2 separate regions of the Mus musculus genome follow, and region 2 is linked to region 1. A link is a contact called in ENCODE Hi-C or POLR2A ChIA-PET data. All regions are on one chromosome and are shown on one strand. Each heading gives the region's core, a stretch centred on a gene start or an enhancer-like site at or near the end of the contact. The rest is flanking DNA. Distances are from core to core; before and after follow the strand shown. Region 1 holds the start of Tuba3a (tubulin, alpha 3A). Region 2 holds the start of Plekhg6 (pleckstrin homology domain containing, family G (with RhoGef domain) member 6).

Region 1 (3,329 bases), core at 531-3,030:
TGGTAGTCCCAGCTTCTCAGGAGGCCAGCTTGAGCCCACAAGTTCCCGAGTTAACGGAATCACACACACTATAGAGTAAGGTAACTAAATCTCAAGAAAGTGGTTTTAAAAATCATGTTTGACACATGAAAACTGTCGAATTATCCACACAGACCCAGCAGATCAAAGGCAAGTTGAACCAGCAGAGTATAGAAAGTGTGTAGCAGATTCGGCCGTCACAATACCCAGGAGCTGAAGGCTCAAGGAGACTGTAACTGTCTTCCCCCACTGTACTCTAATGAAGTGAAAAGTCTGCAGCTGGTGGCAAGCACAATAAACCATGAGCCAGGTGCTTCTCTTCAACCAAACCTCCCTTTCCTCCTGGGATCCCAGAGGAGACAGAATCCTAACAAAGCCAGCAGGCTGTCTCATGCCATTGCTCATTTGCAGGTATCGAGGTTGCCTTCTATATGCTGAATCTGGCATACATGAAGGAATATATTCATTCACGGGATATGGATATAAATTTCCTGGGTTTCAAATGCCTAGCGACCAAATCAGATCCCCAACAATAAGACTGCATCAAGAAGATTCTGTTCCAAAAAATGTTTATTGCAGAATTTTTTTAAAAAAAAATCATGTTTGATTCTAGTTATAAAACAAGTCATAAATGTATGCACGCCAGGATGAAAGACAGCTGAAATGTGTTTCTCTAGAGACATGCGTGGTTGTTGGTGTTCTATTTTATTGCTGCCTTTCCCACATGTTCTACTCTGAATGTGTTAATCTCATAATCAGAAAAAAATGTTTCTTGTAAACACAGCACTGGGGATTAGAGTTGTAGCTGGGTTTGGTAGAGTGCTGGCTAAGCATCTCTGAAGCCATGAGTGTGTCCCCAGCTTGTGATGCAGATCCGCAGTCCCAGGACTCAGAGGGTGGAGATTAGAGGGTCAGAAGGATCAAATCCATTCTTGATTACAGGGGAAATCAAGACCAGGGTGGGATACATGAGACTCTGCCCAAACAAACAAACAAACAAAAACACCATGGCACAGCCTACAATTCATTATGTGCAGTTCGATATCCTGAGGAAAGATAGGTATGTTGACTAATTTATGTTTCCTCCAAATTGCAGATTGAAGGTCTGGTTGCCACCAGGCATGGCACACATCTATAGCCCCAGCTCTGAGGTAGCCTGAGACAGAGTTTCAACTTCTGCCAGCCCGGGCTACAAGCTTTGGAGGCCAGCCAGGGCTGCATACCCAAATCCTTTCAAAACCTTCTCCGAGTAAATAATGTCGGAATAGGCAACTGCTCACACAGACTTCCAAAACAGCTCTGGGTCCCAACGCAAGACTTGGCAGATGGTCTCTGGAGAAGCACGACCTGGTGGCCTCCAAAGCGAGGGAGGCTGAACAGCTTTTCTGCCCCAAGTGAGGTAAGGCTGTGTGAGGTGAGGCGAAAGGAGGAAAGGCGAGGACAGAGGTACGGATAGTGTGCAGGGCTGCTAGGGCATCCCTCCATCGCCGATGCGCAGATAACATACGCAGATAAGCAAGACCTGAGCGCCCCACTTGTTCCATGCTAAGTTGGATGTCGGGGACGCGCAGACACACCTCCCCCCACCCCCCATTTTCAGATGCTCCTCAATGCTTGTCCCCCTCCAGCCACTCCAGAGCCTTCCCGCCAAAGCCACATCCAATCAGAAAGTGCCAGCACTGCAACTTGAGCCACATCCAATCATTAGTGGGATGTGGAGCCTAAGGCCGCCCCTAAGGCGCTCTGGGCCAATGAGCCCCGGCCTGGACTCCACATCCGTCCTGGACTGTTGAGCGCGCAGACCAGAGGCGGTTGAGGACCAGTGGTGAGGAACGGCCGAGGCGGCGTCTGAGCGGGTCTCCGGAGTTCAGCATGGTGAGAGCGGCCGGGGTGGTGGGAGCAGTCCCAGGCCGGGGTGGTTGGCCTCGGGGCCTCTGGGGGGGTCGGCCCCACGGGAGGTTGACCTCCGTCTCCTCTGAGGCTAGGGCTTCCTCGCAACCCCAGCTCCTGTGAGGGTGGGCGTTGGCAGAGCAGCCCAGGAGCCCGCAGTCTCCTCTAGACTCCTCACCATGCAAGTGCGTGTGAATGAGATGCTCGGCTTCTTAGCACCTGTGAAGCTCCAGGATGCTGGGATGCAGTTCCAGCCCGGAGTCCCAGCCCCGCGGAGGCTGATGAAAGAGGCGCAAGAGTTCGCGGCCAGCCTCAGTCTCGTGGGCCTCCAGCCTTAAGAAAAAAAGCAACAAAAGAAGGTGGCAGATAGGTTTCTGGAGAGGGAACTTTTGTTTTGTTTACTGGTACCAGTGGCCTTGAGTGCGAGAACCAGTGATGGCTTGGGTTCCAGAAGATCCTAGAAGCCACCAGGCTTTCTGGTCTAATGTTCGTCCACCTAGGAAAGTGAAAGTTACTGAGTCCAAAGAGCCTGTGCTCGGGTCTCGAGCTTACTATGATTGGGAAATGCCGTAGAGCCCCTGGTAGGCCTGCCCTCTCTGCCTCCACTCCGTCAAGATCACAGGCCACCAGCTCCACCAAGCTTGCCAAAGAACTTTTATATAAGTTTTGTGGCTACTGCTGTTTTTCTTATTTCATGGTTTATAAGTGGGATCCATTGTTGGTATTAGAAAGTACATTTGAGGTGTGTGCTGGCGCATGCCACAGTCCCAAGCAGGACATTTGGATTTCAAGATTAGTCTGAGTACATTTGAAGCTAGCATGGACTACAAAAACTTGTCCTAAGGGAAGAATAAAATAAGGCTGAGAACCTAATTTATTAGATTTTTTTTTCTTTGAAATCGCTGTGCATGTATGTCTCTGCAAAGTATGTGCTCCTGAGTGCAGTTTCCCAGAGAGGCCAGAAGAGGGTGTGGAAGACCCAGGAGCTGGAGTCAGGCCGTGGCGAGCCTGATAACTGAGCCCTGATCCTCTGCAAGACAGCTCTCCTACCCACCACACAAACTCTCCGGCCCCAGGCAGAGGACTTCTTAGATACTTGTGTTCACATACGATCTGGGTCTAAACAGCCAGAACTTGTCTTTGTTTCTCTGATGGGCTCTCGTCATCTGAGCTGGCCTCAAACGCCTCTTATTACCTCAGCTCCTCATTGAGCTGGCTACTGTCATGGACCCCCCCACACCGAGCTTGATCGTTTTTTTTTTTTTTTCTTTAAAACTTTTTTCTTGTTGCAGGGGCAGTGTCGTCCCATTACTTTGTTCTCAGGGCACAGTCCTTGATAGGCATGGGATTTGGCAACAGGCTCTATCTAGTTTGCTTTCTGTTGCTGCGATAAAACACTGACCAAATCAACTCCAGGCAGG
Region 2 (3,434 bases), core at 869-3,368, 94 kb before region 1:
CCAGGAACTTCTAAGGAAGCAGAAAAGGAAAAGAGGTATCCAGGGGGTCCCCTCTGTCCTGACCAGTGACTCCCCACCCCTCCCGGCAGAGTCCCAGCCTCTGGCAAACTCCTCATCTTCAGGAGACTACGCAGTTCCTCTGCTTGTGTTTCCTTCTCAGCCCGCCCCAGGAGTCTGTCCTCCACAGCACGGGAGAGCTCGGTGGAAGGGGCAGTTGTAGAGAGGACAGCTGGACAGAGCCAGAATAGAAGGAAGGAATGGACCAAGAGAGCCTGCGAGTCCACCTGCCCACACACCTGCAGCTGGCCACACCTCTGTCTTTAGCTTTGTCTGGGAACCTCTCCTCCCAGGGAGACTTGATACAGGCCCCAGGGTACTGGGAGGTGGAGGTGGGACCTCAGCCCTGAGGGAATGGAAAGGGTTAACTCTGCCTGGGTCTATGGGAGACATCAGAAGCTCACTCCAGGGGCATGTAAGTCCAGGATTTCTCTCCTACCTTCTCAATTCCAATTTCCCTCTTTCTCCTCCTTCCACCTTTGTCTGAGAATCAGTGGGAGGAGAAGTCCTCAGCACCAGTGTCTTTGGGGTGTCATTTAATATGGCCAGTAATCAGCACCAACTGGTTCATTAACTCTCTCTCTCTCTCTCATGGCTACTCATCATCCCTGGATATGTCTTCCTCTTCTCCTGGCCCCCCACAGTGTGAATGCTAGGAACAGGCAAAACCTGCATTCTTGACAAACATGGTTCTCATCCAACTCCTTCTCCGCTCCCCCCCCTACACACACACCTGGGGGGGCAGAAGGCAGGATGGAGGCAACCACAGGTCAGGACAGCTCCTCTGTAACACTGAGACCTCACAACATCATATTCTAAAAAAGTACACTGAAGGACAAATCTGTGACTGGGAACAGGAACACACATTCAAGCAACCGATGGCAAAGATGCCTCTCCAGGCTGAAAGGAGCCATGGGAGAGGGTGAGAATTAGAGGTGTTTTTGTTTTGTTTTGTTTTGTTTTTGTTTTGTTTTGTTTTTGTTTTGTTTTGTTTTGTTTTTCCTCTGAACACAGGGAGACACTTCTGAAAGGGTTTTGTGTACTTCGGGATGCTTTGTGTGGTAAGAGGTTGCACCAGACCCAGTCTAGTCCATTGGCGGAAGGAAGATCCCAAAGTGGACCTCAGACCTGCCCATCTCCCCGCCCCCTCCCCCCCCCCCCCACCGAGACTTCCACCTCTGGATCACACATCCATGGGATGATATAACTCTCAGTTCTTCCCTCAGACCAGACGACAGGACTTGGGAATGTGGGGGCGGGGGGGCGGGGATGCCTTTCACATCACGCCCAGCCAGTGCTGTACCACTTCGGAGAAACTGTTCAGTCTGTGTAGCCCTTGGGAAGGCCACACTGGCCCAAGTGCAGTCCGGTGGGAGGGTACCCTCCCCTGGTATGCCCCCTCCCTCCAGGCTTAAGTAATGAGAGTAGTGTTGGGTATGGTCTAAGCTTGGCCCCTGATGCCTCCCTCAATAAGACACAAAGTCCACAGAACCTTCCTCCCTGTTGCCAGGGCAGGCCAGCAGGTTCACTGGAGATAAGGGCTACACTTTGGACTCCATGGCCAGAGGACAGCCATGGGGCTGAGAATCCTTGGGCCTCCGCCCTTCCTGATGCTAGGCTGGCTCCCTTTCAGGGTAACGGTCTAGGACAGGCAAGAGGGGCCTGGTGCAAACAAGGGATGTGTACCTGCCACAGGTCGCTTGGTCATTACCTCACCGCCTCCGCATAGCGGCGCCCAACCTTTCATTTATCCCTCATTACCCTGGCGCCTGGCAGGGGTCTGGCCGGGAAGGGAGGACACGCTGGTGGCCTGCGGGTGGCACAAGGTTCCAGCCCCTGGCCCCGACCAGGTGACAGATTGCTGGTTAGTTCAGGTGCAAAAGAAAGGGAAAGGTGCGCACCGAGAAGTGAGCACTCCTGGTCTGGGGTTGGTGTACGGAGAGTCCGGCTCCCTACCCTCTCTGTCCGGGTGACCAGGACCGCGACGCTGCAAGGCCCGCAGGGAGGGGGAGGTGCCAGCCCACGTCCCGCCCCTCTGCCTCCACCTTCACCTCCCTTCCCGGCCCCGTGCTGCCTGGTCCCGCGGGCCGCTCGGTCCTAGTCCCAGGCTGGGACAGTGGGGCTGCCATCGCCAAGGAAGCTGACAACGACCCAGATTTCCACAGTATCCAGCGGACGTCAAGGACAGCGGAAGCTCGGACACCTGCGCTCACAGGTGAGCACTTGGGAGGGCGAGTGCCGGGCGGCCAGGGAACCGGGGATCTGGGACAGGGTCGCGGGGCCTCAGAAGGAGGAGGGAAGGAGGCTGGGTACGAGGGAGGGAGAAAAGCTGGGCCTGGGAAAAGATAGAAAAGGTGGACGTGGGGAGAGATAGTAAGGGGGAGGGAGAAGGAGGGGCGGGGGACTGCCTTCGGGGGCTGGACTGTTGTTGTCCCGGGGCGGGAGACACAATGAACAATCTCCTCTGCGAGTAAGTCAGAGTAAGCTAGGAGAGAGAAATGGGAGGTTTCTAGAGCCCAGTTGGTGGGAAACCAACCCCTGTATAGGGTTCTTGAGTCCAGTTCCCATTAAGGGCCTCTTCCCTTCAGGCCCTGCCCACTGCAAGGGATGGGTCTTCCATCCAGGCTTAGAAAGGAGGGGTGGAGTCCTGCATCTGACTTCCAGCTCTATCCCTGGTGGTGCCCTCGGCGGCCAGGAAAGGAGCTTAGTGGGAGACCAGCGGGCTGCCTCAACTAGGGGCATCCCTCCAGACCCTGTCTGACAGCTCTCCTGACTTCGCCAGATTGTACGTGGACGTGTGGGGTTTCCAGGTAAGGCATGTACAGACTTCTCAGTAAAGGGACAGAAAAGCTATATTGTAGAGTCTCTTGTCTATTGAGTCTCAGTTGCGACTAACTGAAAAGCAGCCAAGGATGGCCAGCCGACCAGTAAGGGTGGCTGGCTGGCTGAACCGTGATAAAACTAGCTGTAACTCATGGAGTGTGAACTGGGTGTATTGTTCTCTTTCCCCAAATATTATTTTTCCTTTTTTGCCCCCCCCCATTATTTAAAAATGTAAACGTTGCAAAGCATGATAGAATACATCTGTGATCATAGCACTCTAGAAACTGAGGCAGGGGGATGCAGAGTTGGAAGGTAGCCTAGACTGGGTTACACTGTGTGTCAGCCTGGGCTATATTAAGAGGTCCTCCTATCTCAAATCAGAAAATAAAATAAAAGCCGTTCTTAACCCATAGTCTGTTCCAACATGAGAAACCCACTTGTCTGTCTCTAGTCAGCTTTACCTGTCCCAGTTCATGGTGTTTGTGCAGTGTTGACAAAGGTAATACAGGAAAGGAGACATCTAGGTACAAGAGACCGCCTTCTACCTGGGGCTA

What was found. A loop is a pair of places that touch in the nucleus more often than their neighbours do. ChIA-PET counts read pairs that join two places held with the same protein, here RNA polymerase II (POLR2A).
Region 2: a loop to region 1 is called in a map of regulatory T cell, with 2.1 times the contacts of the local background. The contact joins the promoter of Plekhg6 here to the promoter of Tuba3a in region 1. A Hi-C loop is called at or near these places in 2 of 37 maps with a recorded cell type or tissue (mouse embryonic stem cell and regulatory T cell). POLR2A ChIA-PET finds 5 or more read pairs at or near these places in 1 of 5 experiments (Patski).

What each region holds. Positions count from the first base shown.
Region 1 is chr6:125,284,532-125,287,860 of GRCm38, reverse strand. It overlaps Tuba3a (tubulin, alpha 3A), which reads left to right and starts at 1,780. Exons shown (of 5, transcript NM_009446.3): 1 at 1,780-1,893. The coding sequence starts at 1,891.
Region 2 is chr6:125,379,188-125,382,621 of GRCm38, reverse strand. It overlaps Plekhg6 (pleckstrin homology domain containing, family G (with RhoGef domain) member 6), which reads left to right and starts at 2,118. Exons shown (of 17, transcript NM_198604.2): 1 at 2,118-2,272; 2 at 2,646-2,867.